Regions from separate parts of the Homo sapiens genome. Here region 2 is linked to region 1. A link is an interaction called in ENCODE POLR2A ChIA-PET data of the cell type or tissue named here. Cell type or tissue: endothelial cell of umbilical vein. All regions are shown on one strand. Links, peaks and the distances in the headings refer to the core of each region. The heading gives the core; the rest is flanking DNA. Region 1 overlaps CDK14 (cyclin dependent kinase 14). Region 2 has its middle 18 kb from the start of LINC02932.

Region 1 (2,917 bases), core at 152-2,651:
ATTCTAATATAGCATTGGCTGTCAAGTGAGCTGACCATTATGGGAATGAGTGTCTGCCAGGGAGATTGTGGCATTAAACAATTTCATTAGAATAAGTGAATAAGTATTGAGTATTTTTATGTACTAAAACTACAGCCTATTTACAGAAACTAATATAAAAATGTTATCAGTTTGTTTTGAGGGGAGGAATCTCATTATTTTTTTTACATTGAGTACAGTGAGAAAGGAAGTCCCAGTGTTAAACAACTCTGTGTCTTCATTATTAATGTAACTACGAGTCTTGCTTCTCATTTCATTGCACAGCCCAGCACCTGGGGTTGAGAAGTACACTGCACAGGGCTGAATCTTTTCTTCTGTTAGTCTTTATTTTCCCCAAGAGTTTATTCCAATGTCAGATTCACTCATGTTCTGCTTGACCAATTTCTGACCCCTCCTTGCAAAATGAATAAATTTAAGCCTGTTTGCTAAAAGTAAGTCATTTTTTGAAAAACAAAAGCAGTGTTATGACCATAGTACTCCCTCTAAGACAAAAAGCTTTGATAAGAGGGGGTTACATGAGCATTTGAGCATTTTGCTTTGGATGTGTAGACAAGAAGACTGCTGCATCTGACAGTTCTGTTCAGTAGTTAAGGAAAACAGACAGACTTGTCTTTATTGGTGGGTGGACTTCTTCACAAATCATCCAGATCATTTTCAAGAGATCAGATGTTGATTAATTCAGTGGCCAGCACCCGCATTGGTATCCTTGCCACAGAGATGTGCACTGTCAATTGAAGGGATCCAGGCTCTGTGGCTTTGCTCTGTGAAGAGTGTGACGGTGCATAAAGTATGAGTATAGACCCTCTGCATCACTCACTCCAGGTTGGTTGTTGTACTTCCAACTCTGTAAAAGAAAGCACACTATTATGCTTCAGACATAGGCCCATAGTGAGTGTAATAGTATCCCGTCACCATATAAAATGTAAGTGAGGAACATTCTAGAACTTTTTCTTCCCATTTAAGCTTTTTATATGGAATTTTGTATCTCCATTGAATGGTCTAATATGTAAATTACACCTACCACACCTTTACTCTTTATATCCAGTTTTCATGAGCTAAAACAATAAATTCCAGTGGAGAGTTTTATAGAGATTTAGAAGCCACCCTTGGGAACAAAATGTAGCTTGCCTTAGTTGTTATACAAGCAGGTGTATCATCAGTTTTAGAGGGAGTCTTTTAGAACTATAGTGTAAAAAAAAAAAACCCTAAATCAAAACAAACATCCATGCAGTCCTAGTTTATAAGTTAACCTTAAAAAGGCAAGGATCAACTTCCTTCCCACTTCAAAAACCAAACCAAATCAGAAAAAAAAAAAAGAAAATGACATCTTCCGGGGGATGTATAGTTTGAAGAGGTTCTTTAAGGACCAGGACCTGAACATAAGATGTTTTTGCTCAAAAATGACTGCCTACTTCTTCAATTTTTATTTCTCAGGTAATGTGAAACCTCTATAGATATAACCATTGATATACTCATTACTCAAGCAAACATTCAGTCATTTAGCAGATGTTGTGTCTCCACATTGTATTAGAAATGCTGCCTTCCGGCCGGGTGCGATAGTTCACACCTATAATCCCAGCACTTTGGGAGGCTGAGGCGGGCGGATCAACTGAGTTCAGGGTTCGAGACCAGTCTGGCCAACATGGTGAAACCTGATCTCTACTAAAAATGTAAGAATTAGCCAGGCTTGGTGGTGTGCACCTGTAATCCCAGCTACCCAGGAGGCTGAGGCAGGAGAATCGCTGGAACCCAGTAGGCAGAGGCTGCAGCAAGCCGAGACCATGCCACTGCACTCCAGCCTGGGCAGCAGAGCAATACTCTGTCAAAAAAAAAAAGAAATGCTGTCTTCCAGGAAGTAGCCCTCTTCGTCTTGCCACAACCAGTGGACCTCCTCTTTTTCTTTTTTGCACCACCATTTTTGTCCTCCACTTTCCATTCCATCTTTTCAACTTTGATGGTACTCTCTAGTCTGGCAGAGGACTCCAGGTTTACTTTGCTCTTTGTCTGTTTTCAGGAAGTCTTAGAAACTTAGGTTAGATTTTGAAAAAGCGCTAGTTTCAAGGTTGAGTGGAGAGAAGTGAGAGGCACTGTTTGTTCCTTTCATTGGTGGCAGAGCAGGAAATTCTGGTAGGTCAGCCCTGGCAGGCCAGTACAGCTGTGCTAACTCTCCCTGCCTCTAGTTCACAATCTGGTTCTTCCCAGATTGGAGGATATGTAGCATTAGAGCTAGGACAACTCTTAAAGACAATCTATTCCATCTTCCTCATTTCTGAGGTATAAAAACTAACCTGTACAGGGAATAAGGAGAATATCCTGCTCTATATTCATGGTCTAAGACTGTTTTTCACTATTCATGTTACCTTCTTTCATACATTTTTTTAAAAAACTGCAAGGAGACCGAGAGAGAGAGAGAGAGAAAGAGAGAGAGAGAGAGAGAGAGAGTGTGTATTGCATGGATAAGGACTAGAAAAATGCAGAAAATTCTTTATAATTAGAAGAGCAGCATACTGTTATTTTCAACTGTATTAAAAGCACTTGTTTCATAGTTATTCGCAATATAAGATTCTCATACCACACATACTCTGAATTCAGTAGGGATTGTTTATGTCTTGTCATCCAGGTTTATAATTTTAAAATTCCTTAGTTTTTTTTTAAAAGAGTTTCCATGAACAACAAACATCTTTTTACAAAATGAATGTAGAATGAACATAACAGTCTCTTGTCCCACATACCCTTCCAGGTTTTTCTGACCCCTTGTGAACATAGAGGCTCATTGAGTACACCCCCACCAACCTGATGGGCCCAGTTCCATCAGCCTGAGGCAGATTCTCACTCAGTGACCTGCGATAGAACACTGAAATCTATAGGAGGGCCTCAC
Region 2 (2,917 bases), core at 96-2,595, 190 kb after region 1:
CCAGCCTGGGCAGCAGAGCGAGACTGTGTCTCAAAAATAAAATAATAAAATAAATAAAGCTTTTAGAACATGGTATATTAGTTTTTCATAAGGTTCTCCTGGTGACCATCATCACCTTACTTCCACTGTCCACAATCTGAAGGCTCCCAGCACAGTTGCCCTCTTTCCTCTCCTTCATCCAGGCACTTTCTCTTTGCTGTCCACCAAGGGAGGGGTCCCTGAACCCTGGGCCACAGACCAGTAGTGGTCTGTGGCCTGTTAAGAGCTAGGCTGGACAGCAGGAGGCGAACACCAGGCAAACAAGCAAAGTGTCATCTGTGTTTACAGCTGCTCCCCATTGCTCACATTACCACCTGAGCTCCACCTCCTGTGAGATCAGCAGTGGCATTAGATTCTCAGAGAAGCATGAACCTTATTTGCACTGCACCTGTGAGGGATCTAGGTTGCATGCTCTTTAGGAGAATCTAATGCCTGATGAGCTGTCACTGTCTCCCATCACTCCCAGGTGGAACCATCTAGTTGCAGGAAAACAAGTTCAGGGCTCCCACTGATTCTACATTATGGTGAGTTGTATATTTCATTATGTATTACTATGTATTAATAATAGAAATAAAATGCACAATAAATGTAATGCACTTGAATCTTCCCAAAACCATCCTCCCTACCCCAATCTGTGGAAAAATTATCTTCCACGAAACCAATCCCTGTTGCCAAAAAGGTTAGGGACAGCTACATGAAGGGGATACCTGGAAATCCAAATGAAGCCTCCCCAAATCAAACCAAAGTCAAATACAGAAACAAACTTCCTTCTCAAGTAACACAATAAACAATTTGGAGATGAAATTCAATGATTTGGACAGTATTTGCTCTTTGCTCACTCTACTTGTGAATCATCCCAGGTTCCCTTTTGCCCTCATTCTTCACATTGTAAAAGATACTAAGTCCAGTAGATTATACGTTAACTTCTCTCCTATTCATCCTGTAGTTTCTATCCCCACTGTCACTGCCCTAGTTCAGGAACTCATCCTCTCACACCTGGACCACTATAATACTAACTGATTTGATCACTTCTGCTCAATCCTTTCTTTACTTCTATTCAGGACCCTTTAATGGCAGGAAAACTTAGGATGACCACCTTCTATCCATCTAGCTTATTTTTCTCTCCCCACTTATCTACTACCCTCTAGCTTTTCCCCACTATTTGCAGTTCCCTGACAACTTGCAATTTCAAAGTCTCTGTGCTTTGAACTGCGCCATCCAGCTGCAGGAATCTCCTCCTTAGCACCCCAAACCTCCAACAAAATCCTTTTCTACCCTATAAGAGCCAGTTGAAGGGCCACCTCCCTGGTGAAACATTTCCCATTCCACCCTTCAACCCCACTCCAAACCCATTATCAGAGGGCTATCCATTGATGGAGTATGATGATATCTCTTGAGGTTGTTTTTGAGCCCAGTTGCCAGGGCTCTTACATAAGTGGAACAAAGACTGATGAAAATTGGCAGGGACTGGCTCTTCCTTTTTAGTGAATTGTATTTGTTTAACATGACTTTGGGGTTATTCCATACATATCTATTTCCACCATCAGTATAAACACAGAATTGGCATTGCAGAAGGGGCCTCTAACAAGAGCCGGGGGAGGGATGCTTAAAAGGTAAGAGTTGACTCTGCGGTCTCCCTGCTCTCACATGCCTCAGGGAACTTGCCTTGCTGACTGTTAATGATCACCTTAGGCCCTGAAGCACTATGATGAGAGACCCCCAGTGACTGTTGCAACTTCAGACAAAGCTTCTGGTTCTCCTCCCTTTTTTTTTTTTTTTTTTTTTTTTGGTGGGAGAGAGATTGAGAATTTTCGTTTGCTAGTTTGCTAGAAGGCAAAAGAGAGCTGGAAAAGAGGGGGTGGTCTTACATGTCATCTAATCCAGCTCTTCACTTCCAGAAAGACCTGAGGAACTAACCAGTACCTCCTGTTTCTAAAGGTCTATGGGAATAAAAACTCTTTGTTCATCCAAGCCAGCACTTGTCAGCCCTCATCGGCAAGGAGTTCCTAGGTCTCACTTCCTATCCCTACCTGGTGCTCACCTCCTCATCTCCTCTGTTTCCCATGAACAAGAAGAACAGCTGGTCAGTTGCCTCTAGGGTGACTGGCTTAATATCTCTCATTTGCTGGGAATAATAGTGAGCAAGAGTTTTCCCTGAGTGAAGCGTGTTGCCTGCTAACTAATACCAGAAGAGCCTCCCTCTGATTCATGTTCTGCAAAAGTGGGTGAGGTAAGGGGAGTGGAGAGAGTCTTGAATGTAAGTGCAGCACACCCAGTTCCTTGAGGAAATGGGAAAGGTGTTTCCATCACACACCTGGGCAATGAATTTTGCTTCCTACAGCACAGCTGCCTTCTGCAAACCATTCCAAATCAAACCAATTTATTCCAAATTCCACTGCAATATCTGTTAATATCTAGTGAGATGTTCAAAGTAAGTTAACCATCTACTAGTTATGGGGGTTCTCTTTTTTTATTTCATCGAGAAACACAGACAAAACTGCTAAGATATGTTTCTGTTGCTAGACCTTAGTCTTATCACAGTTTGAAACTGTAGAAAATCAATTACGTGCTTTGAATTACTCCTCTTCTTGGCGCAAAAGCATTTCTTCATTCTTTCGGGATAGTGAACACTTTGCAACATCTACCACTAACAGCCTGTTAGGATTCTCTGCTAAATTAATGTAGTACAGATAAAGCAAACAGAAGGCTGGTAGAATGCTAAACATCTCCTCTTTCCTCTGTGGCTGGCTCCTTGCAGCTTGGGACCATTCTGCCTTGCTGCTACAACATCTGGACAGCATTCAAGGTTGTTTCTCAAGGACACAAGCTTGCACCTCCGGTGAATTTCAACTTTCAACATCTCTCTGGCTCTAATCTA

The links. ChIA-PET counts read pairs that join two places held together with the same protein. Peaks named below come from ENCODE experiments on the same cell type or tissue, not always from the same donor. Only the 100,000 strongest peaks of a DNase experiment are listed, where the experiment ranks them.
Region 2: POLR2A ChIA-PET joins it to region 1 with 6 read pairs; 2 of 35 experiments call an interaction of 5 or more read pairs at or near these places.

Annotation. Positions count from the first base shown.
Region 1 is chr7:91,101,388-91,104,304 of GRCh38, forward strand. All of the region lies in intron 12 of CDK14 (cyclin dependent kinase 14), which reads left to right. Among named protein-coding and RNA genes, the nearest start is that of FZD1, 160 kb to the right of the region's middle. In endothelial cell of umbilical vein, for the core only: no CTCF peak of the experiment used is centred there; no DNase peak of the experiment used is centred there.
Region 2 is chr7:91,291,800-91,294,716 of GRCh38, forward strand. No RefSeq gene overlaps it. Among named protein-coding and RNA genes, the nearest start is that of LINC02932, 18 kb to the right of the region's middle. RefSeq lists an enhancer at 2,340-2,917. In endothelial cell of umbilical vein, for the core only: no CTCF peak of the experiment used is centred there; a DNase peak (open chromatin) is centred at 1,562; H3K27me3 peaks cover 616 bases.